Linked DNA regions of Homo sapiens: region 2 is linked to region 1. Evidence: read pairs that join two places in POLR2A ChIA-PET (ENCODE). Cell type or tissue: Caco-2. All regions are shown on one strand. Each heading gives the region's core, and the rest is flanking DNA. Links, peaks and the distances in the headings are about the cores only. Region 1 overlaps TUBB1 (tubulin beta 1 class VI). Region 2 overlaps LOC107985382 (a long non-coding RNA gene).

The links. ChIA-PET counts read pairs that join two places held together with the same protein. Peaks named below come from ENCODE experiments on the same cell type or tissue, not always from the same donor. Only the 100,000 strongest peaks of a DNase experiment are listed, where the experiment ranks them.
Region 2: POLR2A ChIA-PET joins it to region 1 with 7 read pairs; 5 of 35 experiments call an interaction of 5 or more read pairs at or near these places.

Annotation. Positions count from the first base shown.
Region 1 is chr20:59,020,702-59,029,767 of GRCh38, reverse strand. It overlaps TUBB1 (tubulin beta 1 class VI), which reads right to left. Exons shown (of 4, transcript NM_030773.4): 2 at 6,815-6,923; 3 at 6,168-6,278; 4 at 3,114-6,063. The coding sequence ends at 4,985. ATP5F1E (ATP synthase F1 subunit epsilon) reads left to right here. Exons shown (of 3, transcript NM_006886.4): 3 at 927-4,293. It overlaps SLMO2-ATP5E (SLMO2-ATP5E readthrough), which reads left to right. Exons shown (of 6, transcript NR_037930.1): 6 at 927-1,090. Among named protein-coding and RNA genes, the nearest start is that of TUBB1, 5.8 kb to the right of the region's middle. RefSeq lists an enhancer at 424-954. In Caco-2, for the core only: no CTCF peak of the experiment used is centred there; a DNase peak (open chromatin) is centred at 5,886.
Region 2 is chr20:58,943,014-58,952,079 of GRCh38, reverse strand. LOC107985382 (a long non-coding RNA gene) reads left to right here. Exons shown (of 4, transcript XR_001754727.2): 3 at 3,227-3,420; 4 at 6,923-7,134. It also overlaps the pseudogene LOC112268264. Among named protein-coding and RNA genes, the nearest start is that of NELFCD, 34 kb to the left of the region's middle. In Caco-2, for the core only: no CTCF peak of the experiment used is centred there; no DNase peak of the experiment used is centred there.

The DNA.
Region 1 (9,066 bases), core at 4,502-7,001:
TTATTATGCTTTCAGAGGGTTTGGTTCATTTTACTTTTCCAAAGATGTTGGTGATGTAAAGTTAAATTCTCGTGAAATAAAAAGGTCTGTACAGTTGATAAGTGTAGACTTTTGTGTTCCACATTATAAAAGTGGTTTGATCTCTAAAGTACTTTCTTGACATTGTTATTTCAAAAGTAGGCAAGGCAAATTATCAGAGAGATGTTTTTCAGATTTAATTTTTCTTGTTTTGCTTTTAAAAAGCTTCAGACCCATAATAGCACAGAAATGTGATAAATATTAATCCTTTGGCAGCTTATGGTTATGAGCAATTTTACTTATTGGAACTGTCTCCCCTAAGCACTTTTCATTTTCATTTTGAATTAGTAAATATTTTATTACAAGTCTGGAGATGCAGTGTTTTGAATTTAGCCCTTTTTCTAGGGGCTCTCTGTCTAATCTCATAATTCTGAGTAATGAGACCTGGTTTTATGTTGGGTTGTTTTGTTTTAACAGTAAGCTAACAGAAAATCATTTAGCCTCACTCGGCTCAGAGCTGCCAGACTGCATCTAATGCTGAGATTTTGCAAAGTCCTGGGGGTCAGGAAGTAGTGTCCGATCCCCTTAAACAAAGCATTAGCCCCTCTCTGTTATGCCCTTCAGGGTTACAGACCCCACCTCATTAGCACAAGGAGATGTTAGTGTCTTTTAAAGGCAAAGTAGTTTCTTTATTCTGGGAGAGTGTTTACTTTTACTCAGCAGGAAAATGCCTGCTTGACTAAGCCTGTGTACTTGAACCAGCACTTTTTACATCTGAGCCACGGCAATGTGAATGATAGCCACAGTTATACAGTTCACTATAAGGAAGTTATTTCTTATATTCATGTTGAGTTTTTAAGAAAACACAGAGAACTAGCCAGCAACTTGCATTTTCTTTTTCCTCCTAGACCCTGACTAAAGCTTGAAATGCTACATTTCCAAGGTGAAGATGTGTGGGCACATGTTATGGCAGATTGAAAAGGATCTCATTCCATGGGAAAAAAAAAAATCCTGTCTTGTTCATAAATTGACAATGTCAATAAATTGAAATATGGTTCACTGTTACTCTTGATTTTAGTTTGTGAGACTTTTTCATTTTCTTTAAAGGAACTGTCTGCACAGCTGCATGATTATGGCCATGTGAACCAGGGTTTCTTAAAAGCAGGGGAAGCCAGATTTAATATTTAGTGACCAAAGGGATACAGAAAGCATTTTGAAAATGTCTCAAAATAGTTGTTTCATGACATTAATTGGTGATCAAAATTATCTGCTGTCATTGAGGCTTCGTAGTCCCTTATTTTTGAATTGTTGTCATGTCAGAATAATGACATGGTTATCAGTAACAAATGGAAATAATTATTAAATACTAAAAGTGTAGATTAGAAGAAGAAATACTAAATTGTACTTGTTTTGTATTGTGCACTTAAAGCCTATAGATAAGAACGGTTACAGAATTTAAGCACAAAGTGTTTTTCACATTGTTTTGTAAATGAATCTTTATACTCTGGTAGCATTTCTCATAGGAAATGAGGCAAAGCTATTGAATAACTTGCTCATTGAGTTGATGGCCAAACTGAAATTAAAACCTAGGAGTTTTGACTGCAAGTCTGGGACACGGTGACCACAACAGCAGTTTCGTGGTATTTCCATAGTGATTCATTCATTCATTATTTAGGGATGAAAAATTGTTGCAAGTTATGTTTTTATCTTTCTTTGAAACTTGAAAGGGCTTGGGCAAGTAAAACACCATTGCAAAGTTAACTGCCTGATTTTAACTGTTTTTGGAGACTGGAGAAATAAATTTGAACTGGAAATTTTGAAACACCATTCTAGGATCAGTTCTCACATGGTACTTAAGCTCACAATGATTTATCAGGGCCACTGTCAGCAATGCCGAGGATAAGCCGAAAAGAACATCTTTGTTCTCGGCTTCTGGGAATGACTTATTGTCCCGACACTTGACCTGTAGGTTTTACTGAATTCTCAGCACAGAGCGAGCAGGGAGGCAGAGCCAATTGAGTGGAAGAGGGTGCCTCTGGAAAACAGCAGGTTAGGAGCCCTTGGAGTCCTCCGCCTCGGAGCTGTCATCCTGCTGTTGGCAAGTTAGGGCACCTCAGTTCAGTGCTGTGGCCCCCAAGATTAAGGTACTAGGAAGTATCCTCCATTACAGGGAACAGGAATAAATGAATCAAAAAGCTATCGGGCCTTTTTGACATGGGACGAATAAAGTAACTAATAGGCAAAGGGGCTAAATGATTTCCAGTCAAGTAATTAGAGATAAGTCATTTATTAAGGAGGCAGATGGGGTATTATTGGTATATAGATGGCATAGTAGATTGCTAGTATATTGGTAGATTATTGGTATATAGATGGTATGTTAAGGAGGCAGATGGGGTATTACTGGTATATAGATGGTATGGTAGATTGGTAGTATATTGGCAGATTATTGGTATATGGTATGTTGAGGCAGATGGGGTATTACTGGTATATAGATGGCATAGTAGATTGGTAGTATATTGGTAGATTATTGGTATAGAGATGGTATATTATTAAGGAGGCAGATGGGGTAATTAGAGGTGAGACTTAGGGACAGGGCTTGTGATATGGAAAGGAGTGAAGTCACTGAGTAAAAGACAAGTTTACTGTCAGCAGAGATTCTTAGAGGCTCTTTTCTCCGTGATTAAAAAAAAATCCTAAACCAGTAGTATAATAAACTTCCTGCCTCCAGCAGTGCTGGGTAGCTGGCAGGATGACTGTGCCCAGTGATGAGGTGACCCCAGTCAGACCAACTTAATGAGTATCCCACTAATTAGTTGGATGATGTTTGAAGCTGTCAGTTAATCTCTTAGTTCACATCGTTCTTGTGAGCAAAGTGAAGGAATCGGATAAGCTCTAAATTTCGGTGATGCTGCTGCTCTGAGAGACCAAGGTCGCTGGAGCAACCGTACTGCTAAAGGATAAGCTCTTCAAAATCAAAAGGGACAGATTTCTTAAGTTTCTAGTTTGTTTTGTGTTTTTACATCTATTTCTACCATACGAAAGAGTAGGATGGTGAGATGCATTTCTAAATATTTTTAACTACTCAGTCTGGATGGTTAGGCTTCAAGAAAAGGAATTTATTTAGTCTGAAATAAAGCAATTTTGCCATTTAAAATTGAATTACTTTGTAGTTTAATGATTACTATTGAGCAAACAAATCTTTACAGTAATATAAGTCAGCAAAAGTTTTTTAAAAGGTTTAAATCCCTCCTTCCTTACATCTATTTCATTGCTTTTTTAGGTTTGGGAAGTAAAGCACCAGAGGAAGCATGTGTAAATCCTTGTATAATCGCAGGCTGTAAGTCTTTAGCATCTCAGGAAGTTACTAACTTCAAACTAAGTATATAGGTAGAGTTTCTTACTAAATCTAGTGCTTCTTGAACCACAAGTAGAAAGCATTTAAAACATGAATGTTGTTTTGTGTTTTTTGAAGTTTGTAAATAGAAGACTTGTTGATGATCCGATGGCAAGGTATTTTTCTCTTGGTATGTATTTTAGTTATTTCCTCGTGATGCATAAGTGAAAAGAGTGAAGTTTCTCAGAATGAGCAACTGTCATCCATCTACCTGCTATTTTATTATTGCTGATTACAAAAGCAAATCAAGAGATGAGAACCCAGTTGCCTGCAAGTAAATATTTACTGCATTGAGGGTCGGAGCATTTTCCCATTACCGGTTATCCATGGATCAAATAGTGTATCTCAGTGGTAATTCTAGAGGGCCATTAAAACCCTGATGGTGCTGGAAGAGATGGCAGTGCTGCATGTCAGAAATAGGTAAACTGTAATTAAGAAGTTACAGATGATTTGATTACGCTCTTGTGTATTTGGTCCTGTTATAATGTGAGCAGATTAAAATCATGTAGTGCTTAAAGCTATGTCATTATGCAAACATTTATGGCAACTTCTGCAAATTAATTTGAACTGTAAAAGTTCCCTAATGAGACGATGTCCTCCATAACTGAGAAGGACACTGCAGCCATTGCTGCTTAATTCCTGCATTTGAATGGTTGCCGAGCGCATGGTGTGCCCTTTCTCAAAGAGCAGAGAGGCTGCAGAGCATTTTGGGGGGTGATGACTGAATGAAAGTGAAAAGACCATTTCAAAATAGCCTTTAAAAGGAAAGCCAAGGATGATTATTAATGAATTCCTGGGATCTAACAGTAGTAAGAAATTTAAACTATATAAACATATATGTTAAAGGCTAGCTCTTCAGAAATAAAGATCAGAAGACTGCAGTTCTTTAGTTTTGCTTGTCTTTTTGTTTTTCTTGTTTGGACCAGGTATTTTTGTGGAGAGGACTGTGGCTTTTCTTTTTTCCTCTTTTCCAGTTAGCATGTTGTATGCACAGGTCTACACAACATGGATATTTCTAGTGGATGTTGACTCACATTGACCTTGGCTCTGTAGCTCCCCATGTACTAGTCAGGCACCTGGCTCTTCTGGAGGCTGGCAGGCACTGGAAAGCAGGATGCCAGTCAGTGTTTGCTCAGAGGAAAGAACCTAAGGAAAGAGTCTTAGTAGCCCTCGGATACCAAGTGAGGATTCCAGGGTGCCTATCAGTGCTGCTAAAGTATAAAAATGTAACACCAACTCCAGTGGCTCCCTGCAAATCCACACGTGTAGTCTGGATGCCTGGCAAACACTTTGAAACAAAGGGAGCACTTTACAATAAATTTGCTATTTTTTTAAGTTAATAAGTATGCACTGAACATCAAACTCTTCAAGGTTAGTAGATGTCAGCAAAGACCCTAATGCCTGTCAGCTGCTCCCCACCTGTCTCCCTCAGTCCCTGTGTCGAAGCTAATGGTGAGTGCATATCATTCACTGTGCTGCAGTGCAGAGTGGGTTTTGGAGTGCTGCAGGAGAAACACTCATCTAATGAGAAACTGTTCTGTAAGCGACTCCGCGGCACAGCTTCTCTCACAGTTAATGTCCCTTATCTTCTGGCTCCATTTCTGCCTCCTCCGTGACCTCTTCATCTTCCTCTAGAACTGCTTTGGCATCTTGAAATTGTTGGTACTCGGATACCAAATCATGGATGTTATTTTCAGCTTCCCCAAATTCGTTTATGTCCATCCCTTCGCTGGTGTACCAGTGCACAAAAGCTTTCCTTTTGAACATGGCTGAGAAATGCTCAGAGACCCTATTAAAGATCTCTTGGATGGCCGTGTTGTTGCCAATGAAGGTGGCGGCCATGCTCAGCCCCCGGGGCGGGATGTCGCAGACAGCCACCTTGACGTTGTTGGGAATCCACTCCACAAAGCAGCTGCTGTTCCTGGTCTGCACGGAGAGCAGTTGCTGGTCCACTTCCTTGGTGGACATCTTGCCCCGGAAAATGCAGGCCACTGTGAGGTAGCGGCCACGGCGGAGGTCACAGGCAGCCATGGTATTGCGGGCATCGAACATCTGCTGGGTGAGCTCGGCCACGGAGAGGGCTCGGTACTGCTGGCTGCCCTGGGCCGTGAGTGGGGCAAAGCCGGGCATAAAGAAGTGCAGGCGGGGGAAGGGGACCATGTTCACCGCCAGCTTGCGCAGGTCTGCGTTGAGCTGACCCGGGAACCGGAGGGAGGTGGTTATGCCGCTCATGGTCAAGGACACTAGGTGGTTGAGATCCCCATAGGTGGGTGTCGTCAGCTTCAGGGTACGGAAGCAGATGTCATAGAGGGCCTCATTGTCAATGCAGAAACAGGCATCTGCATTCTCAATCAGCTGGTGGATAGACAGAACCGCGTTGTAGGGCTCCACCACAGTGTCCGACACCTTGGGAGAAGGCATGACGCTGAAGGAATTCATGATCCGGTCCGGGTACTCCTCTCTAATCTTGTTCATGAGCAGAGTGCCCATCCCGGAGCCTGTGCCCCCGCCCAGGGAGTGGACGATCTGGAAGCCCTGCAGGCAGTCACAGCTCTCACTCTCGTGCCTCACCACCTCTAGGACATTCTCGATCAGCTCGGCTCCCTCCGTGTAGTGGCCTTTGGCCCAGTTGTTGCCAGCCCCAGAGTTACCTGTGGCCAAAAAGAGAAACCAGCAGGGGAAGAAAGGTGAAAAGAGAAGGGCACCAGTAAAGCATCCCCCCCTCCTCCTGGTGGAACCTTCTGGAAAAACATACCATGGACAAAACTGTCGGGTTGAAAGAGAGCTCCTAATTTGCTAGATCGAATGCTGTCCATCGTCCCAGGTTCTAGGTCCACCAAGACTGCTCGGGGCACATATTTCCTACCTGTGTAGAAAAATAGGAAAAAGTCAGCCTACTTGTTTTTCTAAAAGTTAATGTTTTATCAAAATAGAACTTTGTGATACTGGTCCAAAAAAAATCATGGATATTCTAGAAAGGGGCCCTTGGTAGGTCGAGATTTGAGTATCTAACATCATATTTTTTACCCCAACAACAATCCCACAAATCTATAGAATACCCAGAAACAATCTCCATCAGTCTGCTCTGTGATATTGCCAGTGACAGAGATTCTCTTCCTTCATATTGGAAATGATCCTGGTTTCATTTGTGAAACCACAAAGGAAAGTGAGTACTTAACCTGCTTGTGTTAAGGTGTGTGCCATATCCAGCAGCTCCTTCCCCATTCCTGCGTCTTGACCAGGGCTTGGGGACCCACCACTCTAGGATCCTGCTGCCCTGCCTGTCGCCTCCCTGAGCATAGACATCACTGCTTTGACATTTCCATCTCCTGGGCCTCTGCCCTTCCTCTGCTTGTGTTCCCAGTTGCGGGACCACTGCTCCCAGAGCCCCGCCAGTCCTACCGTAGGCTTCGTTGTAGTACACGCTGATTCTCTCCAGCTGCAAGGCCGAGGCCCCGCGGTCGCTCCCAGCCAAGTCGATCCCGTGTTCCTCACCAATCATCTCCCAGAACTGAAAGCAGGAGGAAGGTCAGAGTAAACGGACCCCGAAAAAGGCTGTGTTAACCACAGAGAAAGTTAGCATTCCCAAGCCTGTTTCCCTCTGGTTGCCTGACCCTCCCCAAGACATTCTTTTAGGGCCTTTTCATAAATAACCATGGCATCATTCGCTTTTTGCCTCTACTAAGCAATGTGAAGTAATATGAAGATTGCATTTTCTCCCCACCTGAACTCCTTAAATAAAATGTCAAACACAAAGTACTAAATTGGATTTTCCTCCTATTAAATTCATGCCATTATATACATTAAAGCTGTTGTTTTAGAATTTAATGTCAATATAGCTCTAATTTCTCCTTATAATGCTCCAAGCTAGTAAAGTGTAGATTCCATTAAAGGAAAATAAACTGAATTCTTATCTGATTTCACAGTAATAACTCATTTCACTTTGGGGATTTCTTTTCATGAACTTTTCCAAACAGCCCATAACTTGGACCTCTGTGCATGATTTTAAGTAATTAGCGCCTTTTTTTTTTTTTTTTTTGATGGAGTCTTATCTGTGCAGTGGCGTGATCTCGGCTCACTGCAACCTCCGCCTCCTGGGTTCAAGCGATTCTCCTGCCTCAGCCTCCTGAGTAGCTGGGACTACAGGCACGCACCACCACGCCCAACTAATTTTTATATTTTTAGTAGACACGGGGTTTCACCATGTTGGCCAGGATGGTCTCTATCTCTTGACCTTGTGATCCACCCTCCTTGGCCTTCCAAAGTACTGGAATTACAGGCATGAGCCACAGCACCCGGCCTTTCTTTCTTTTTTTTATTTTTTTATGTTTGTTTGTTTGTTTGTTTATTTATTTATTTTGAGACAGAGTTTCACTCTTGTCACCTAGGCTGGAGTGCCGTAGCACAATCTTGGCTCACTGCAACTTCCACCTCCTGGGTTCAAGCAATTCTCCTGCCTCAGCCTCTCAAGTAGCTGGGATTACAGGCGTCCACCACCATGCCCAGCTAATTTTTGCATTTTTAGTAGAGACAGGGTTTTGCCATGTTAGCCAGGCTGGTCTCAAACTCCTGACCTCAGGTGATGCACCTGCCTCGGCCTCCCAAAGTGCTAGGATCACAGGCGTGAGCCACTGTGCCCGGCCAGTAATGTGCATTTTTGATTGTCAGGTATACATACAACTCACAATTACACATAGTTGTCCTCTGGTAACTATTTGAAACATACTGCACTTCCAGTCACATACACAGTACTTATTAATATAGATATGTGCCAAGCTCTTAATATGGAAACAGTTACTGGGAAGACTCCTTTTGATCACCCTGAAAGGCACATATTAAAATGCAATGAAAATGTATTCACATATATTAAAATCCCCAAGGGTATGTTAAAAACCCCAGCCATATCTTCTAAATGACAGTGCTGCTCTGGCCATGGTCTTAATAACAAGGCAGTTCATGGTAAACTGCCAGCACTGTTCAGGGAGTGGAAGAATAAATAAATTCAAGTTCTAAGATACCCCAAATTAAATGTGTCTTAAAGTTCTTATATCTCTAAATGATGAGTCAGCCAGGACTCTCAACGCTAGACCATACGATTCCAGAGTGAGAGCTAAAACCCTATCTAAACCTAACACTTTCTCTTGAGGGCCCCTTTCCGTATTATCTTCCAGCTTCAGAGCAGCAGGGCTCCTGCCTCCCACTTCTCTGTGTGTGAGTTATGAATGTCTTACCCCTGAGGCATGGAGGAATGGTGACTTCTTTTCAAGCAGTAATGTTCCTTGCCCCCGGTTTAAAACGCCTGCATTTAAAAGCCTTAGTTGTTTCCTGGCAGCATTACTCACAGTAGCCAAAAGGCAGAAACAACCCAAGTGTCATTGATGGATGATGAATGTAGGTGTTTCAAAACCTCACTTTTAATGCATCTCATATTAGTAAAAGTAATTTCACAGCAGCAAAGAGAACACGATAAATTTTGCACGGTGCAATTGGTCATCTTAAAATCAAGATTGGAGATTGTGGGTTCGGGCATCTGTGTTCTTGGGGTTGGCCAATTAAGTTACGTACTTGGGGGAAATTTTTAAGCAGGGGGGCAAGGGAAAGAAAAACTCATTTATATTCCAGACAGTGTATTTTAATTAATTATGTTACTGTAC
Region 2 (9,066 bases), core at 2,107-4,606, 75 kb after region 1:
AAATTCAATTTCTTTGATATATACGGGAATATGTAAGTTATTTATTTTCTCTTTAGTAAGCTTAGGGAGTTTGCATTTTCCAAGGAATTTGCCCATTTCATCTAATTTATCAAATTTATAGGCATAATATTGTATTAAATATTCCTTTATCCTTTTAATGTCTAAGATCTACAGTGTAATATTTTTCATTCTTGACATTAGTGATCTGTTTTCTTCTTTTTCTTGGTCAGGCTAGAGGCTTATAAATTTTGTTCCTGTTTCTGAGGAACCAGTTTTATGTTTGATTTTCTTTATTATTTTTGTTTTCACTTTCATGAGTTTCTGCTTTTCTCTTTATTATTTGCTTATTTCTACTTGCTTTGGGTTTAGTTTACTCTTCTTTTTATAGTTTCTTAAGGTGGTAGCTTAGGTCATTGATTTGATAGCATATATATATATATGCTATTAGTTTTCCTCTAAGCACTGCTTTAATTGCATCCTATACTTTTGATAAGTTGTTTGTTCGTTTTAATTCAATGCAAAATATCTTTAATTGCCCTTTTGACTTTGACTCATGGGTTATTTGAAGTGTGTTAATTTCCAAATATTTCAGGATAATCCAGACTTCTTTTTGTTATTGGTTTTTAGTTTTTAATTCCTTTGTGTTCAGATAACATACTCTATTTAATTGCAATTCTTTAAAAATTGTTGAGGTTTGCTTTATTTCCTAGAATGTAAACTACTCTGGCATATGTACTACAAGCATTTGAAAAAAAAAGTGTGTTCTGTTTTTGTTGTGAGGAGTGTTTTATAAATGCCACTTATATTTCTTTCATTCATAAGACATTTTTGTTAGGTATTCTATGTCTTGTCATTTAAAATGTTTCTACCAATAAGAACCTATTATCAGGCTGGGCACGGTGGTTCACGCCTGTAATCCCGGTACTTATGGGAGGCCAAGGCAGGTGGATCACCTGAGGTCAGGAGTTCGAGACCAGCCAGGCCAACATGGTAAAACCCAGTCTCTACTTAAAATACAACAATTAGCTGGGCATGGTGGCACATGCCTGTAACCCCAGCTACTTGAGAGGCTGGGGCAGGAGAATAGCTTGAACCCAGGAGGCAGAGGAGACAGAGGGTGCAGTGAGCCGAGATTGCGCCATTGCACTCCAGCCTGGGTGACAGAGTGAGACTGCGTCTCAAAAACAAACAAAACAAACAATAACAACAAACAAACAAACAAAAAACTGTTATCAGCCTGGATTGTTTGCCCAATCCTGTGGCCACAAGTCCAGGGTGATCTGATTGGCGCCCTCTTCTGTATTGCATGGCTAGAGTTGAGGGTAACTTTTTTCCAAAGGCATCTGGGCTGCTGACTAGACAAAAACAATAAAATGTTCACTGCAGTCCACCGTTTGATTTTCTTTTTTTTTTGATTTTTAATTTTAACTTTAAAAAATTATTTATTTATTTTATGGAGATGGAGTTTCCCCATGTTGCCCAGGCTGGTCTCAAACTCCCTGACTTAAGCAAACTCCTGGACTGAAGCTATCCACCAGCCTTGGCCTCCCAAAGTGCTGGGATTGCAGGTGTGAGCCACTGTTCCTGGCCTATGCTTTGATTTTCAAAGGCTCATGCACACCTACACCTGTGCACAGACACATGTTCATAATCCCAGCGTGTATGAAGTTGAAAATTTTTCCCGTATGCGTCTTTTAAATAACTCAAAACCTCCCTTCTTTTACAAATTAAGACCATGTTCAGTCACATTCAGTTAAAACATAGCTCCAAGCCCAGCTTCACTGTGTGAGATGCATACTCCTTTTGATCATGTTTGAACATTATTCCTCTTGTTTCAGCAGCCTGTGTGCTAGATGATAAATGAACACACTCCTACCCATCCAAGGAGGCTGTGGTGCAGAACAGCCAGAAAAAGTACCCTCTGTTGGGTGTGATGGCTCAAGCCTATAATCTCAGCACTTTGGGATGCTGGGACAAGAGGATTGCTTGGGTCCCGGAGTTTGAGACCGGTCTGGGCAACATAGTGAGATCCTGTCTGTACAAAAAATTTTAAATTAGCCAAGTGTGATGGTACGTGCCTGTAGTCCCAGCTACTCAGGAGGCTGAGGTGAGAGGATCGCCTGTGCCTGGGAGGTTGAGGCTGCAGTGATTGTGTCACTGCATTCTACCCTGGGCAACAGAGCAAGACCCTGCCTAAATATACTATATATGAAATATATATGATGAATGAAATATATATATTATATATGGAGTATAATATATATAATATGTGGAATATATATGATCTATATTATATATAGAGTATAATATATAATATATATAAAATATGTATTATATTATATATTAAATATATATATTATATATGAAATATATAATATATATGAAATATATAATATATAATATTTATATAGTATATTTCAAATATATATTATGTTATATATTCTATATATTCTGGTTGGTGCAATAGTAATTACGGTTTTGGACTGTGATTTTAAAATTATAACTAGGCTCAAACACATCTTTATTAATCAAAATAGGAACCATTACAATCAACACATTTTTACCAAAGAGAAATAAGTTTGTTTATTCCTGTAATGTAAAAATCTGTGCGTCGGGATTCGACAAACTCTTGGAAAGCATTTTCTGCATGCTGCTGGTTGTGGAAGCGTTTTCTCTGGAAAAAGTTGTCAAGATGGTTGAAGAAGCAGTAGTTTGTTGGTGAGAAGTCAGGTGAATATGGCAGACGAGGCAAAACTTTGTAGCCCAATTTGATCAACTTTTGAAGCATTGGTTGTAGGACCTGCGGTCAGCATTATCCTGGAGAAGAATTGGGTCCTTTCTGTTGACCAGTGCCGGCTGCAGGCTTTGCAGTTTTTGGTGCATCTCATCGATTTGCTGAGCACAATTCTCAGATGTAATGGTTTTGCCGGGATTCAGAAAGCTGTGGTGGTCAGACCGTCAGCAGGCCACCAGACAGTGACCAGGACCTTTTTTTGGTGCAAGTTTGGCTTTGGGAAGTGCTTTGGAGCTTCTCAGTCCACCCACCGAGGTGGTCATCGCTGGTTGTCGTATAAAATCCACTTTTTGTCGCACATCACAATCCGATGGAGAAATGGTTCATTGTTGTTGTGTAGAATAAGAGAAGACGACATTTCAAAACGACAATGTTTCTGATTTTCGCTCAGCTCATGAGGCACCCACTTATCGAGCTTTTTCACCTTTCCAGTTTGCGTCAAATGCCGAATGACCGTAGAAAGGTGGACGTTGAGTTCTTCAGCAGCTTCTGGTGTAGTTGTAAGAGGACCAGCTTCCGTGATTGCTCTCAGTTGGTGGTTGTCAACTTCCGACGACTGGCCGCTACGCTCCTCATCTTCAAGGCTCTCCTCTCTTTTGCAAAACTTCTTGAACCCCCACTGCACGGTATGTTCATTAGCAGTTCCTGGGCCATTGATGTTGCGAGTTGTCTCCACTGCTTTACAATCCATTTTGAACTCGAATAAGAATATTGCTCAAATTTGCTTTTTGTCTAACATCATTTCCATAGTCTAAAATAAAGAAAAAAATAAACAGCAAGTAATAAGTCATTAGCAAAAATAAATAAGTACAGAGAGAAATGCTCATTAAGATGATGTATGACATAACCACATTTAAGAATGTATTGCAGTCCTGTAATGGCTGCTTCCTGGAAGGTAGTGTCACGTGGAACCTCTTAATCTCAGCATCCGGAGCTCCAGGAAGGGAAAATTTCAAGTCAGATAGAATTCTATATACACCATTTCTTTGGAACCTTCAGCCCTCAAGATTCCAACATCATGACCTCAGTTTCAACACAGTTGTCCTTAGTCCTCATGTCACTGCTTTTGGTGCTGCCTGTTGTGGAAGCAGTAGAAGCCGGTGATGCAGTCGCCCTCTTGTTAGGTGTGGTTCTCAGCATTACAGGCATTTGTGCTGCTCGGGAGTATATGCACGAAAAAGAAATGGACAGATGTGAGTGTGAAAGGCCTACTGAGTCAAACCTCACCCTGAAAACCTTTGTGCTATAGAGGCTAAACCTGAGCTTTGGGGTCTGAAAGTTTCCAAGAATCAGTAAATAAGGGAGTTTTACATTTTTCGTTGTTTCCATGAAATGGGAACAGACATACATATATGAATTGAAAAAAATATGTTTTCTTTACAACAAATAATGCACAGAAAAATGCAGCCTATCATTTGTATTTGCTAGTTAGAAAGGAGGTCAAAGAAGTAAGATAGCTGAAATTTACATAAGTAATATTTCATAGTTTTAGAATTCTCAAAGAATGTGAAATAGGAAGAAGGAAGTTCTTGCCCAGAATCTTAGGAAATCACCAATGTTCGGTTATAATCACTGCCTCCCGAATCGTTGGGGAGTTTTCTCCATCTTTTTATTAGATTTTTGTTTTGTTGTCTCCCAAGTTAATATTGTATTTAGATATAAGAGAGTCAGCCAAAAAGGGAAACTTTTTTCTCTGGAGAAAAAACATTTCGAAAAATGTATTCAGTGTATCTAATACTGAAATGCAGAAAAAAATTAATGTTAAAAAAAACTATAGACGTTGACATGGAAAAGAGATTTAATGTTAAGAAAAAAACTTTACATTAACTTAGCAACACCCTCCTGATAAGTACTATATTAAATATAAACCCATTATGTTGTTAAAAGAAGAAGGTATTCCAATATCCAACGGCAAATTTCAACAATGCAAAAACTGCAATTACTTTTGTACCAACCGTATATTATATGGATATATAATATATATGTATCTTCAAGATAACTGTTCCTCTTTTTTTCCTAGTCTATCAACGTGTTGCTTTTAATGTAATAGACCAATTAGCTGTTACGTGCAATGTTCCATTTCACTGGGAACAATGTATGTTCCAAAAGGAGAGAGGAATCTGAGAAGAACTGTAAAGGAGTAAAAGGAAACATCATCTGGTATTTTCTCTTTCATGATGGAGAAAAATGCGTTTGCACAATCAAAAGTGTATATACCAGGGCCAGGCACGGTGGCTCATGACTGTAATCCCAGCATTTTGGGAGGCCAAAGTGGGAGGATCACTTGAGGCCAGGAGTTCAAGACCAGCCTGGCCAACATGGCAGAACCCCATCTTTACTAAAAATACAAAAATTAGCTGGGTGTGGTGGCACATGCCTGTAGTCCCATCTACTCAGGAGGCTGAGGATCGCTTGAACCCAGGAGGCAGAGGTTGCAGTGAGCCAGGATCACGCAACTACATTCCAGTCTGGGCAACAGGGAAAGACTCTGTCTCAAAAAAAAAAAAAAAGTGCATACCAGGCTAAGTGCAGTGGTTCATGCTTGTAATCCCAGCACTTTGGGAGGCCAAGGCAGGCGGATCACTGGAGGTTAGGAGTTCGAGACCAGCCTGGCCAACATGGTGAAACCCTGTCTCACTAAAAATACAAAAACTAGCCGGGCATGGTGGTGCACGCCTGTAATTCCAGCTACTCGGGAGGCTGGGACAGGAGAATCGCTTGAACCTGGGAGGCGGAGGTTGCAGTGAGCTGGGGTCACTCAACTGCACTCCAGCCTGGGTGACAGAGAGAGACTCCGTCTCAAAAAAAAAAAAAGTGCATAACAGTTTCCAGGCATTGTATTGATTTTTCCTAGTGAGAGGAAAATGGGAGTTGGGTTGGGATCGACACTTGGAAAACCACCTGATTAAGCTAAGGCTAATTCAACTGGCACCCTGTGCAGCAGCTGAATTGCAGATTCAGTGGGGATGTCACAGGGGTCACCAAGCACACCCTTTCCAAGTGTTTGATGTTTGGGACTATCTACAATATACTACAACCACTGAAATGTGTACTTAAAACATTTTTTAGAGGTAACAATGCTTTTGGTTGCTATTTTGGAGGAAAGAGGAAGTTCCAGTGTCTCGTTTTTGGCCCTGCCCACCATGGTGGCATTTACTCCAGGCCTTAACAAGCCAATAGGTGATGATGCCTGATTCTGAGGAGATCCATCTATCTATCTACATCTGGACAGAAAAGACCCTCGGGGTGGGCTTGCTATTGGTGGACTCGATCCCCACTCCATCTCTGGATCCACATAGACCTCACTCCAAAGGGCAGACCATGGTGATGTCGAGGTTCCTAGGATCCCAATAATTCGCATTACTTAGATTTGATCCAGTATCCAGTAGACCAAAGGTTTTGGTATGTTCTTTCTCCCAGGGCACATTTCTCTTTGGGGAAATGTGAGGAAGAAGCCTTCCAGGTTGCCTTGGTGATTATGTGGGTCTCAAGGCTACCTAGACCATGTTACTTATGGTCTCCGGTCTCTAGACGAGAGACTCTGGATCAATGAAGTGACCCAGCGTACAGAATTAGATACCAGTTCTTGACTTCCTTATGTCTTGATTTTCATTAGACCTGGACTTATTTTATTCTTTTTTTTTTTTTTTTTTTTTTGAGACAGAGTCTCACTCTGTCACTCAGGTTGGAGTGCAGTGGCACGATCTCAGCTCACTGCAACCTCTGCCTCCCAAGTTCAAGCGATTCTTCTGCCTCAGCCTCCTGAGTAACTGGGACTACAGGCTCCTGCCACCACGCCCGGCTACTTTTTGTATTTTTAGTAGAGACAGGGCTTTACCATGTTGGCCAGGCTGGTCTCGAACTCCTGACCTCAGGTGATCCGCCCGCCTCGGCCACCCAAAGTGCTGGGATTACAGGTGTGAGCCACCGAGCCCCGTCTATTTTATTCTATTTTTATTTTATGGTTGCATACAAAAGGATGGAGCACCTGTCACTATAATTCCTGGGAACCCTCTAATTAACCACAACTAAAGATCTCTGGGCCTTGCACCAACCATGTTGTGAACCTAATAAGCACACCTGCCTTGTTGCCTATTATGATTACCCGGCCTCCTTGGCTTCTGGCAGGTAACTGTGGCCACGTGGACCAAGCCAACGCCGGCTCCTCTCATTCCCATTGAGATCAGCAAGGCAACTCCAGCCTGTACCACCAATATCCCCAGGCCAGGAGAACAGCCAGTGAAAGCCCATTTGAAAGACTGCCATATTCCTCACCAATCCGTTTCTCAAGGCCAAGGTGAGTGGAGAGCCTTCCAGCCCTCACGGGAGCCACATGGAGGCGGGAGGAGCTGGTAAGGGGGAAACCCACTGCAGTTCCAGTGCGGCATTCCTGTCTCCTGAAGTCTTTGAATTCTTTCTCTGTCTTATGCCAAAGTGTCTCTGGCTTTGCCATGTCATTTTGCACAGAGCAGCATTCAGAACATTAGCCAAAGCAGCAAACTGCTAAAGCAGCTGCCCACACCCCCTGAAAGAATGCACCTAAATCAATAACTTCATTCCAGGTGAGAAATAAACGCCACCCTCTATGCCTGGGGACCTTAAGTCCCTTCTCATGATGACTATACATATCTTTTGTTTGCTTTGTTTTTGTTTTTATTTACAGTATGACTATACATATTGGTGCAGCCATGCTCTTCCTTCAAGAAGCAATTCTTCATTCTCCTTCCATAATAATGCATTTCACTCCCAGGCCTGGTTGAGTTTCAATTCTGGTTACCAGCCAGGTAAAAATGTGTAGTAGCAGGGCATGAGAGCGTGGTTATTTTCCCTCAAAGGGCGAGGACTCTTCCTAAGGGAGGAGAGGCACAGTGGAGTGTTGTAGAGTGGTAGGACCGGGGGAGTCTCGGAATATTTCTGGATATTTTTATTCCAGTTCCATCTTGTCGGGCTTTCTTTCTTTCTCAACCATTGCCCTCACTTTTGGTTAAAAGTACTGTAGGCCAGGCATGGTGGCCCATGCCTGTAATCCCAGCACTTTGGGAGGCCGAGGCGGTTGGATCATGAGGCCAGGAGTTCGAGACCAGCCTGACCAAGATGGTGAAACCCCGTCTCTACTAAAAATACAAAAATTAGCCAGGCCTGGTGGCGGGCACCTGTAATCCCAACTACTCGGGAGGCTGAGACAGGAGAATCACGTGAACCCAGGCAGCAGAGGTTGCAGTGAGCTGAGATTGCGCCACTGCACTCCAGCCTGGGTGACAGAGCGAGACTCCGTCTCAGAAAAAAAAAAAAAAAAGAAAAAAGTACTGTAGACTGTGAATTCAACTGTGTTAATATACAAGCTGCAGGTTCAGTCTCGGATGGGTTCAGTTTTCAGCCTACTTATAACCAGTTACAGAGTTTTTAAAAACTTAGTTGTAGAAAGACTTGAATATCCCCTTTTTTTTTTCTTTTTCTTTCCCTTTTTTTTTTTTGGATACACAGTTTCACTCTGTTGCCCAGGCTAAAGTGCAGTGGCGCAATCTCAGGCAACCTCTGCCTCCCAGGTTCAAGTGATTGTCCAGCCTCAGCCTCCCGAGTAGCTGGGATTACAGGCACCTGCCACCACACCTGGCTAAATTTTGTATTTTTAGTAGAGACGGGGTTTCACCATGTTGGCCAGGCTGGTCTCAAACTCCTGACCTCAAGTGATCCACCTACATTGGCCTCCCAAAGTGCTGGGATTATAGACGTGAGCCACCTTGCCCAGCCAATATTCCCTTTTTTGAGGCAAGCATTTTTAGATTTGGGTTACTATCATTTTTAATTTGGCCAGTGCTCACAGAAGCCACCACTGTATTTCATATTGCATGTCTCGTCCCCTTTTAATTGGCCTCTAGATGATGATAAGGGAAAAAGGCAAGGCATATGTATAATATGCTACTAATTTTATTGAGAAGTAATTCACATATTATAGAATACATTTTTTAAGTACACAATTCAGTGCTTGTAGTATATGCACAAGGTTGTACAACCATCACCATTATCCAGTTCCAGAACATTCTTATCACTCCAAAAAAAAAAAAAATCCTGTTCTCATTAGCTGTCACTTCCCATTTTTTCTTCCTCCAGCAATCTGTTTTCTGTCTCTATGAATTTGCCTCTTCTAGGCATTTCACATAGATGAAATCATACAATGCATTGACTTTTGGGTCCAGCTTCTTTCGCTTAGCATGGTGCTTTCAAGGCTTAGTGTGTTGTGGCATGTATCAGTATTTCATCTTTTTGGCTGA